Regions from separate parts of the Homo sapiens genome. Here region 2 is linked to region 1. Evidence: read pairs that join two places in POLR2A ChIA-PET (ENCODE). Cell type or tissue: CD4-positive, alpha-beta T cell. All regions are shown on one strand. Links, peaks and the distances in the headings refer to the core of each region. The heading gives the core; the rest is flanking DNA.

Region 1 (4,314 bases), core at 1-4,000:
TCAGGCCACAGTTAGCCCAACGCTCCTGGCTCAGGGACAGAGAAGCAGGAGGGAGAGCCCGGGAACAGCCACAACGGCGCTGGGGGTGTGTGGGGAGAGGCGGCTTTTCAACAAGGGTGCTGGCTCTGCTTTCATTTCCTCCAAAATGGAACCTGCGTGACTCTACCTCGGGCCCCAAGAGAAGATCACCTCCAGGTGTATTAGAGACCTGCGTGTGAAGGACAAAATGAAACAGCTGCAAGACTGTTGGAAAGCAATATGGAGAATTTACTACAGTAAAATTAACACCTTCTATCCACCCAAGGATGCCATTAAAGAGGATGAAACGAGTGCAGAATGAGAAAAGATATTTGCAGCACCTATGACCTGGTGTTACCAAGAACCCCCACGAATCGGCGAGAAAGAAGATAACTCTGTAGAAAAGAGGGAAAACACTTGAACAGTCACTCCACAAAAGATGAAATCCAATGGTAAGTGAACATATGAGACTGGCTCAGCCTCATTCATAGAAAAGAAAAGGAGACCATGGTGACCTCCCACCATGTAGCTGCTCCATTTGCAGAAGCGTCGGCCGGGGTGTGGCCCTGGGCAGCATCCACACACAGCACATCCCACGGCTCAGAAATCCCACTCCTGGGTGTGGACTTGACACAAATGTGGACTTGTGTGCACTGGGACATGCCTTCAAGAGTTTTCACAAACAGCATTGTTAAGAGTAGTCTAGGCCTGGCATGGTGGCTCACACCTTTGAGAGGCTGAGGTGGGCAGATCACCTGAGGCCAGGAGTTCGAGACCAGCCTGGCCAACATGGTGAAACCCTGTCTCTCCTAAAAATACAAAACTTAGCCAGGCATGGTGGCATGCAGTTGTAATCCTAGCTACTTGGGAGGCTGAGGCACAAGAATCACTTGAACCTGGGAGGCAGAGGTTGCAGTGAACTGAGATCGCACCACTGCGCTCCAGCCTGGACAAGACAGCGAGACTCCATCTTAAAAAAAAAAAAGAAAAGAAAAAAGAGTAGTCTAAAGCTAGGAACAGCCCCACCTAAAAAATTAAAAATAGAACTGACATATGGCCTAGCAATCCCACTTCTGAGTATATACCCAATGAAATGAAACCAGTATCTCATAGAATAGCTGCACTCCCATAAGCAAGATATAGACTCAACCTAAGTGTTTGCTGACGGATGAATGGATAAACAAAATGTGGTGTATATATACAGACATATGTACACACAAGGGAATATTATTCAGCCATGACAAAGAGAGGGATCCTGCCATTTGCAACAACATGGATGAAACTGAAGGACATTATGCTCAGTGAAATAAGCCAGGCGCAGAAAGACACTTATATGTGGAATCTAAAATAGCTGAACTCAGCCAGGTGTGGTGGTTCACGCCTATAACCCCCAGCACTTTGGGAGGCTGAGGCAGGAGGATCTCTTGAGGCCAGGAGTTCAAGACCAGCCTGGACAACATAGCAAGACCCTGTCTCTACAAAAAAAGAAAAATAAAAAAATATAGCTGGAGGTGGTGGTGCGTGCCTATAATCCCAGCTACTAGGGCCAGCGGGGTGGGGTGGAGTGGGGTGTGGCTGAAGTGGGAGGATCACTGGAGCCCATGAGTTCGAGGTTACAGTGAGCTAGGCTCAGGCCACTGCACTCCAGCCTGGTGACAGAGTGAGACCCTGTCTCTCAAATAAAATAAATAAAATGAAAATTAAGTTGAGTTCATAGAAGCAGAGAGTAGAAGGATGGTTACCAGGGGCTGAGGTGGGAAATGGGGAAATGTTGATTGGAGGGTGCAAACCTTCAGTCAGACAGGATGAGTAAGTTCTGGGGTCTCCATGTAATGCATGGCAACCGTAGTTAACAGTACTGCTCGTGGCCGGGCGCGGTGGCTCACGCCTGTAATCCCATCACTTTGGGAGGCTGAGACAGGCGGATCACGAGGTCAGGAGATCGAGACCATCCTGGCTAACATGGTGAAACCCTGTCTCTACTGAAAATACAAAAAATTAGCGGGCGTGGTGGCGGGCACCTGTAGTCCCAGCTACTCGGGAGGCTGAGGCAGGAGGATGGCGTGAACCCAGGAGGCGGAGCTTGCAGTGAGCTGAGATCACGTCACTGCACTCCAGCCTGGGCGAAAGAGCGAGACTCCATCTCAAAAACAACAACAAAAAAAAAAAAAAAAGAAAAAAAAAACACAGTACTGCCTCGTTTAATTGAAATTTGCTAAGAGAGTAATCTTAAGTGTTCTTGTCACACACGTGCACACACACGGTAACTGGGTGGTGATGGATGTATAGATTCATGCGATTCTGGTCGTCATTTCACAATGTGTAGGTATATTAAATCACACAATTTTGTCTGTCAATTTTGTCTCAATAAGGCTGGAAAAATTCAATTAAAACAACAACAATAGCAGACCCAAATGTGTACCACTGTAAAACAAATAGCCTGTGGTCTATTCATACAACGATACAGAGGTGATGATGAAGTAACAGCACCACCAGAGATGTGGATGAGCCACCCTAAAAACACCAGGGAGGGAAAAAGGCGAGTGTGAGAAGGCGCTTTCACAGGCCGGAGGGGCTGCCCTGGGGTGGCGATGCAGGGTGGGGCGGTGGCAGCGTCTGCTCTCGGCCTGGCAGTGGGCCCACCAGGGTTTGCGTTACGTTTGATCTTTTTTTGCACGTTTATGTTTTGTACCCTTTTTGGCATGTGTTTTGGAAAAAAGAGCTAAGGGTTAGAAGTGACAAGTGGTACCTCTGGGTTGGGGGAGAAGCATCTGGGGGCAGGAGGCCGCTGTGGCCGAGGTCCCTGGGGCTGGGCCACCTGCCTGGTGTGGGGGACCTCCCTGCTCTGCCCCTCGCCGCACCCCCCATGCTCTTCCTTAGCTGGCCCCACTCCCTGCTTGGCTCCTGAGCCGCTGCCCTGAGTTTTCTGTCGGCCTTTGAAGTGGGAGCCTAGCTTGCAGGTGTGCGGTGTGCAGAGGCCTCGGGCCCACCCGCCGCCTGCCCCGCTCCAGCTTTCCTCTCTCCCCACCCCAGAGAGCTGCTGCCCTCCCCGCTGGGGGCTGAGCCAGGGAGGAGGCAGAACAAGCCGGCCCTGTCCCCTGCCAGGACAGGGCAGCCAGGACAGGGCAGCGCCAGCACCGCAGTGCAGGGCAGAGGCCCGCGGGACTTCCTTTCTCCAGATGTGGACGTCCCAACGTCTGGTGGAAGGGGGCTAGTGGGCAAGGCCCAGGCCAGAGGGCCCAGGAGCTAGAAGCAGGGCAGGGAGCCATGTGGCAACCCCTCTCTCCCCAGCACTGGGGTCCCTCTCCTTCTTCAGGGCTGGGAAAACGCTACTTCCCAAAAAGTGACAATTCTATTATTGTTATTTGCCTACTTGCTATAGCACCTTGTAAAACATGTCATAGAGATGTGGAAAACAAGGGGAAAGGATTAGCCTGTCTCCCAGCCGACGCCCCTGTTCATGGCTAGGTGTGGACCTGAGCACTCGTAGAGGAACAGTGCGGGTTTAGTCCCTCGTCCTGACTTCGGGGGCGGGAATGCCAGCAGGCTGCCCAGCGCTGGCACCTCAGACACCTGCTGAGGGCCAGTGTTTGTCTGCTGGGGTCTGGGGCCTGAGGCCAGCCTGGCAGTCCTGCCCAGCGCCACTGGGACACTTGTAGAAATGTAACCACTCCATGTGCCAGGAGACCCAGGAGACCTGCCACCCCCAGGAAACCCAGGAGACCCAGGAGACCTGCCACCCCCAGGAGACCCAGGAGACCTGCAACCCCCAGGAGACCCAGGAGACCCAGGAGACCTGCCACCCCCAGGAGACCCAGGAGACCCAGGAGACCTGCCACCCCCAGGAGACCCAGGAGAACCAGGAGACCTGCCACCCCCAGGAGACCCAGGAGACCTGCCACCCCCAGGAGACCCAGGAGACCCAGGAGACCTGCCACCCCCAGGCAGGGAGGGAGGGCAGTGTGCTTGTTCTGGGTCTGCAGGGTAGAGATGCTGCGGCAGGCCCTGGCTGCATCCCCCAGAACTCCAGTCTCTCCCTGTGGATCCCATCGTCCAGGGCCTCCCCGTGGCCACCGTCTGGTCTCCTTTGGGGTCCCGGCTCTGCCTGCAGCCTGAAGCCCAGGCCCTGGATCAGTGCTGGCATCGCTCTCCTCCCAGCCAAGCACCAGCTGCTGAGAAAAACAAGATTGCCACCTGGATGTTACAGTCCCAGGTAGGTGACAAAGGTCCTGGGAGGGGCTCACACACAGGCCGCCTGGAAAAAGCTCTGCGTTGGACACAGCTGAGCACCTTAGG
Region 2 (4,681 bases), core at 340-4,339, 120 kb before region 1:
ACACTGCCTCCTGTCCCGAGGGACCCACTCTGGCTGGGAGCAATGAGGGGCAGTAGAACCCGCTGATGTCCTGGCAGGGCCCACGCCTGAGCTCCTGGTAAGGAGCAGGCCCCTGGCTGCTTCCACAGTGCTCATTCTTGTTGACAAGCATGGGGTGGGGGTGCGCCCTGTCCCTGGCTCTGCCCTGGTGGGGACCCCGGAACTCTGCCTCCAGGGCCTCTGCCCACCTGGAGCGTGGGCTCACTGGGTGTGGTTCTGGAGTTCCTGGGGCAGGCTGGGGCCCAAGGGTCCAGGTGATGGTGTGGCAGGGGTGTCAGGTGGGGGGGTCTCTGTTCTATGGAAGGACACAGTGGGGGTGAGAGAGAGAGAGTGGCCAGTGCTGGCAGAAAGCACAGCCACCTCGGGGCTCTGCATCGTGGTGGGGCCAGGCGGGTCGGCAGGTGCTGGCTTGCGAGGTTGTCCTGCATGCGGTCACTCGGGTATCGAATGAGTGCGAAAGTGGATTTAATACAGTCACTGAGAAAAACTACAGCTTCACGAGACTGACCAGCCTGGTGAGATAAACATTTACCGTCAGACACTCTTTAGCTGTCTGGGCATTGTGTGAGTTCTTTGGCACATGCGCCCAGCCTCCTTCCCCACAGGGTCTCGCCTGGGGCATTAGAAGCTGGATTGTAACATTTGTTTTAAAAGATACTTTGTTAGGCTGTTGGTTCTCCTTACAATCCCGGCTTTCCTTAGCATGTGGTTCCCTTCATTGTATCTGGGTTTTTCTATCTCAGTCTGTCCTTTATACAAGCTTTTTCCTCTAGCACTAATTATATTCCCCTTCCCCTTTTTCCAGAATTCCAAATTCTGACCTGTGCATGCATGCCTGTGTTGAGTACATGCTGTTTGTCGGATATTTGGTGGTGGGGGGAGGGGATCACATTTCTGTTACTCTCGCATTGTTTCCTTAGGATGAATTCTTAGAAGTGGAACTTCTGGATTCAGGGAATGAACACGTTTGCTAGTTACTGTCAAAAATGCCTCTTGGAGAAGTTATGCCGAACCACCCAACTGTCCTGGTCACAGAGCAGGCTTCTCTCGGCTTGGGGCTAGGGTTCTTTCTGGGGTCGTCCTTTTTTTTTTTTTTTTTTGAGACAGAGTTTCGCTCTTGTTGCTGAGGCTGGAGTGCAGTGGCACCATCTCGTCTCACTGCAACCTCTGCCTCCTGGGTTCAGGTGATTCTCCTGTCCCAGCCTTCCGAGTAGCTGGGATTACAGGGATGTAGCACCATGCCTGGCTAATTTTGTGTTTTTAGTGGAGACGGGGTTTCTCCATGTTGGTCAGGCTGGTCTCGAACTCCCAGCCTCAGGTGATCTGCCCGCCTCGGTCTCCCAAAGTGCTGGGATTACAGGTGTGAGCCACTGTGCGTGGCCTCCCAGGGTCCTTCCTAATGCAGGCTGCTTTCTCTCATGTAACCAAGAGACATACATTCATCCCCTACCACGTGCCAGGCTGCACTGCGTGCAGATGCCCCTGCGCTCACGGGGACTGGAGGGAGCCAGGTGACATGGAGCCCAGGAAGTGGCCAGAGCTCGGGAGGAAGGCAAAGAGGGGAAGAGGGCATGCAGTCTTAGGCTTGGGGTCCCAGGAGGCCTAGGGAAGCCTTGTAGATACCCAGGTACAGCATTTCTGGGATCAGGAGCCATGATCCCAAGGCCTCTAATACTTCAGATATGGCAGGGAGGCCAGGTGGAGAGACCTGGAGGAGTGAGGCCACAGAGTTGGGGGGCCATGGCCGAGACTTCGGCTTCTATCCAGAGTCAGATGGGAGCTGTTGGAGGGTTGTCAGCAGGTGAGTGCCGTGCTCTGACTTGGGTGTTAATAGGATCATGGTAGCTGGCTGCAGGTGTCCTGGGCCAAGGAGCAGGGAGACAGGAGGCAGAGAAGAGGGCGCTGGGTTGGACCTGGGACGCCTGGGGTGGTGAGAGGTGGTCGATGCTGGTCATGCTGTGAAGCAGTCTCAGTGAGTTCCAGGCGAATGAGCAGATTCGTTTTAGGGAGTGCCTGTGAAGAGCAAACGCTCTTTTTTGGTGTTGCTGCCAGATCCAAGGATTAATGTCGTGCTTGCTGGTGGCCACGTTGTGCCCCGAGATGAGATCCGGAAGCTGATGGAAAGCCAAGACATCTTCACCGGGACTCAGACTGAGCTGATTGCTGGAGGCCAGCTCCTTTCCTGCCTCTCACCTCAGCCTGCTCCAGGGTAAGTCCCTTGGTGGGAGGTTGCAGGTTTACTAAAAGTCCAGACAGATGGTAGGTGAATGAGGAACAAGTCAGAGAGAAATGTTCAGCCTATTATTCATAGTAACATTGAAAACTCACATGTGTTGAGCACCTGCTCTCTTCCACACACACTGACTGCTGGGTTTTCTGTGCTGCCTGGCTGAGTCCTTATCAGCCTGTATGGGAGGGCACCATGGTGTTACTGTCTCACTGTAGGGATAAGGAAACAGGCTGTGGAGAGTTCCAGAATGTTGAGGTAGATTTCAGAGAACTGATGGAATCATAATTTTATCATTTTCTTTTTTTTTTTTTTTTTTTTTTTTTTTAGACAGAGTCTCGCTGTGTCACCCAGGCTGGAGTGCAGTGGTGCGATCTCAGCTCATTGCTCATTGCATTGCAAGCTCCGCCTCCCGGGTTCACACCATTCTCCTGCCTCAGCCTCCCGAGTAGCTGGGGACTACAGGCGCCCGCCACCACGCCCGGTTACTTTTTTGTATTTTTTTTAGTTTCACCATGTTGGCCAGGATGGTCTCGATTTCCTGACTTTGTTATCCACCCGCCTTGGCCTCCCAAAGTGCTGGGATTAATTTTATCATTTTCAAAGTCATATGAAGCTGTTCTCTTTGCACATTTTAAAATATTCTATTTAGAGTAAAGAAAGTTTATATTAGAGAATTAGGAACATTTGGAAAAGTAGAAATAAAAACTTGTTCTATTCTCATAGTCGTATTGTACATAGCACGTGTGTGTGTATTTTTAACCCATTTTCTTCTTCGGAATCTTTTTTTTTTTTTTTTTTTTGAGATGGAGTCTCACTCAGCTGCCCAGGCTAGAGTGCAGTGGCGTGATCTTGGTTCACTGTAACTTCTGCCCCCTGGTTCAAGTGATTCTCCTGCCTCAGCCTCCTGAGTAGCTGAGACTACAGGCACCTGCCACCACGCCCGGCTAATTTTTGTATTTTTACTAGAGGCGGGGTTTCACTATGTTGGCCAGACTGGTCTCGATCCCTTGACCTCATGGTCCACCCGCCTTGGCCTCCCAAAGTCCTGGGATTACAGGTGTGAGCCACCATACCTGACCCAGAATCTTTTCTTATGCACAGCATGCAGTAAAGGTGCCCAAACTGTAGGTGCCCAGGTGGCCCAGGACCCTTTCTTGGCTGCCTGCAGACCCTGGGTCCCTTCCTGCACTGTGCCCCCTACACCCTGCTGCCCTGGGTCAGGGCAGAGGTTAGACTGCCTGCCGTTGAGCCTGACGCATGCATTTCCTTCTGTCTGCCTTCTGCTTATTGCTGTGTCTGTGATATTTATCCACATAGTTGTGTTTTCTAGTCTTGAAATTATTTAAAAAATATGTAATAGATACATATAAAGTATGTATGTATGTTTAAAAATATGTAATGCATGGGCCAGGCGCGGTGGATCACGCCTATAATCCCAGCACTTTGGGAGGCTGAAGTGGGTGGATCATGAGGTCGGCAGATGGAGACCATCCTGGCTAACACGGTGCAACCCCGTCTCTACTAAAAATACAAAAAATTAGCCAGGCATGGTGGCGGGCGCCTGTAGTCCCAGCTACTCGGGAGGCTGAGGCAGGAGAATGGTGTGAACCTGGGAGGCGGAGCTTGCAGTGAGCCTAGATCGCGCCACTGCACTCCAGCCTGGGCGACAGAGTGAGACTCCGTCTCAAAAAAAAAAAAAAAATGTAATACATGCATATGTGTTTTTTTAATTATAGAAGAATAATGGTAAAAGCAATAGTTCCCCTGGCCGTCTTCCAATCCCCCTCCTCCAATCCTACTCTTTCCCCCAGGGGACCGCAGTCAGCAGTTAGAGCCTTCCAGGCCTTCTTTCTTGTGCATTTAACTATAGTTGTATATTATACTTCTATGTGTGCATGTGCATATGTGTGCTCACATGTAACTGCTTCTGTTCCCTGAGCACGGCTGGGATTATACCATACACAGTGTCCTAAATGTGTGTGTATGTGTACGCACACACATGTCCTGCAGATCTTCCTCTACAGGCCTCCTCGGAACCGAAGCCTCCTGGATGGCACCCTAGCTCATGGGCCACTTTCCCACTGGCCGATGTGCCGGTGCTTTCTCTTGTTTGCTTAGCCTCCCTGATTTTCCCTTTGCCACTGTGGGTCCGCGTTGAGTGGCGTGAGAGGGTAGCTGTTGGCTCTATTTGCTCTACTTCCACTGCGAGTGGAACAGAGCAGGCGCTCAACACGTGAGTTTTCAATATTACTATGAATAATATTGCTGTGCGCACCTCTCCAGAGGTGCCACCAAGCTGAAGTGGGGCGGCCGTGGTTGAGGGCCCAAGTCTGACCCGTGGGTGCTCAACAGCACTAGCGGCCGGGCCCCCTTGCCAGTGCTCCCGTTGTCTGGGACATCTTGGTGGACAGA

The links. Peaks named below come from ENCODE experiments on the same cell type or tissue, not always from the same donor. Only the 100,000 strongest peaks of a DNase experiment are listed, where the experiment ranks them.
Region 2: POLR2A ChIA-PET joins it to region 1 with 5 read pairs; 5 of 35 experiments call an interaction of 5 or more read pairs at or near these places.

The regions. Positions count from the first base shown.
Region 1 is chr2:241,010,704-241,015,017 of GRCh38, reverse strand. The region is part of intron 1 of SNED1 (sushi, nidogen and EGF like domains 1); the gene reads right to left. It overlaps SNED1-AS1 (SNED1 antisense RNA 1), which reads left to right. Exons shown (of 3, transcript NR_187212.1): 3 at 1-1,528. LOC107985787 (a long non-coding RNA gene) reads left to right here and starts at 3,073. Exons shown (of 2, transcript XR_001739175.3): 1 at 3,073-4,231. RefSeq lists enhancers at 3,681-4,284, 4,285-4,314. In CD4-positive, alpha-beta T cell, for the core only: no CTCF peak of the experiment used is centred there; no DNase peak of the experiment used is centred there; H3K4me3 peaks cover 394 bases.
Region 2 is chr2:241,130,441-241,135,121 of GRCh38, reverse strand. PASK (PAS domain containing serine/threonine kinase) reads left to right here. Exons shown (of 18, transcript NM_015148.4): 9 at 2,092-2,248. Among named protein-coding and RNA genes, the nearest start is that of PASK, 17 kb to the left of the region's middle. RefSeq lists an enhancer at 2,144-2,233. In CD4-positive, alpha-beta T cell, for the core only: no CTCF peak of the experiment used is centred there; no DNase peak of the experiment used is centred there.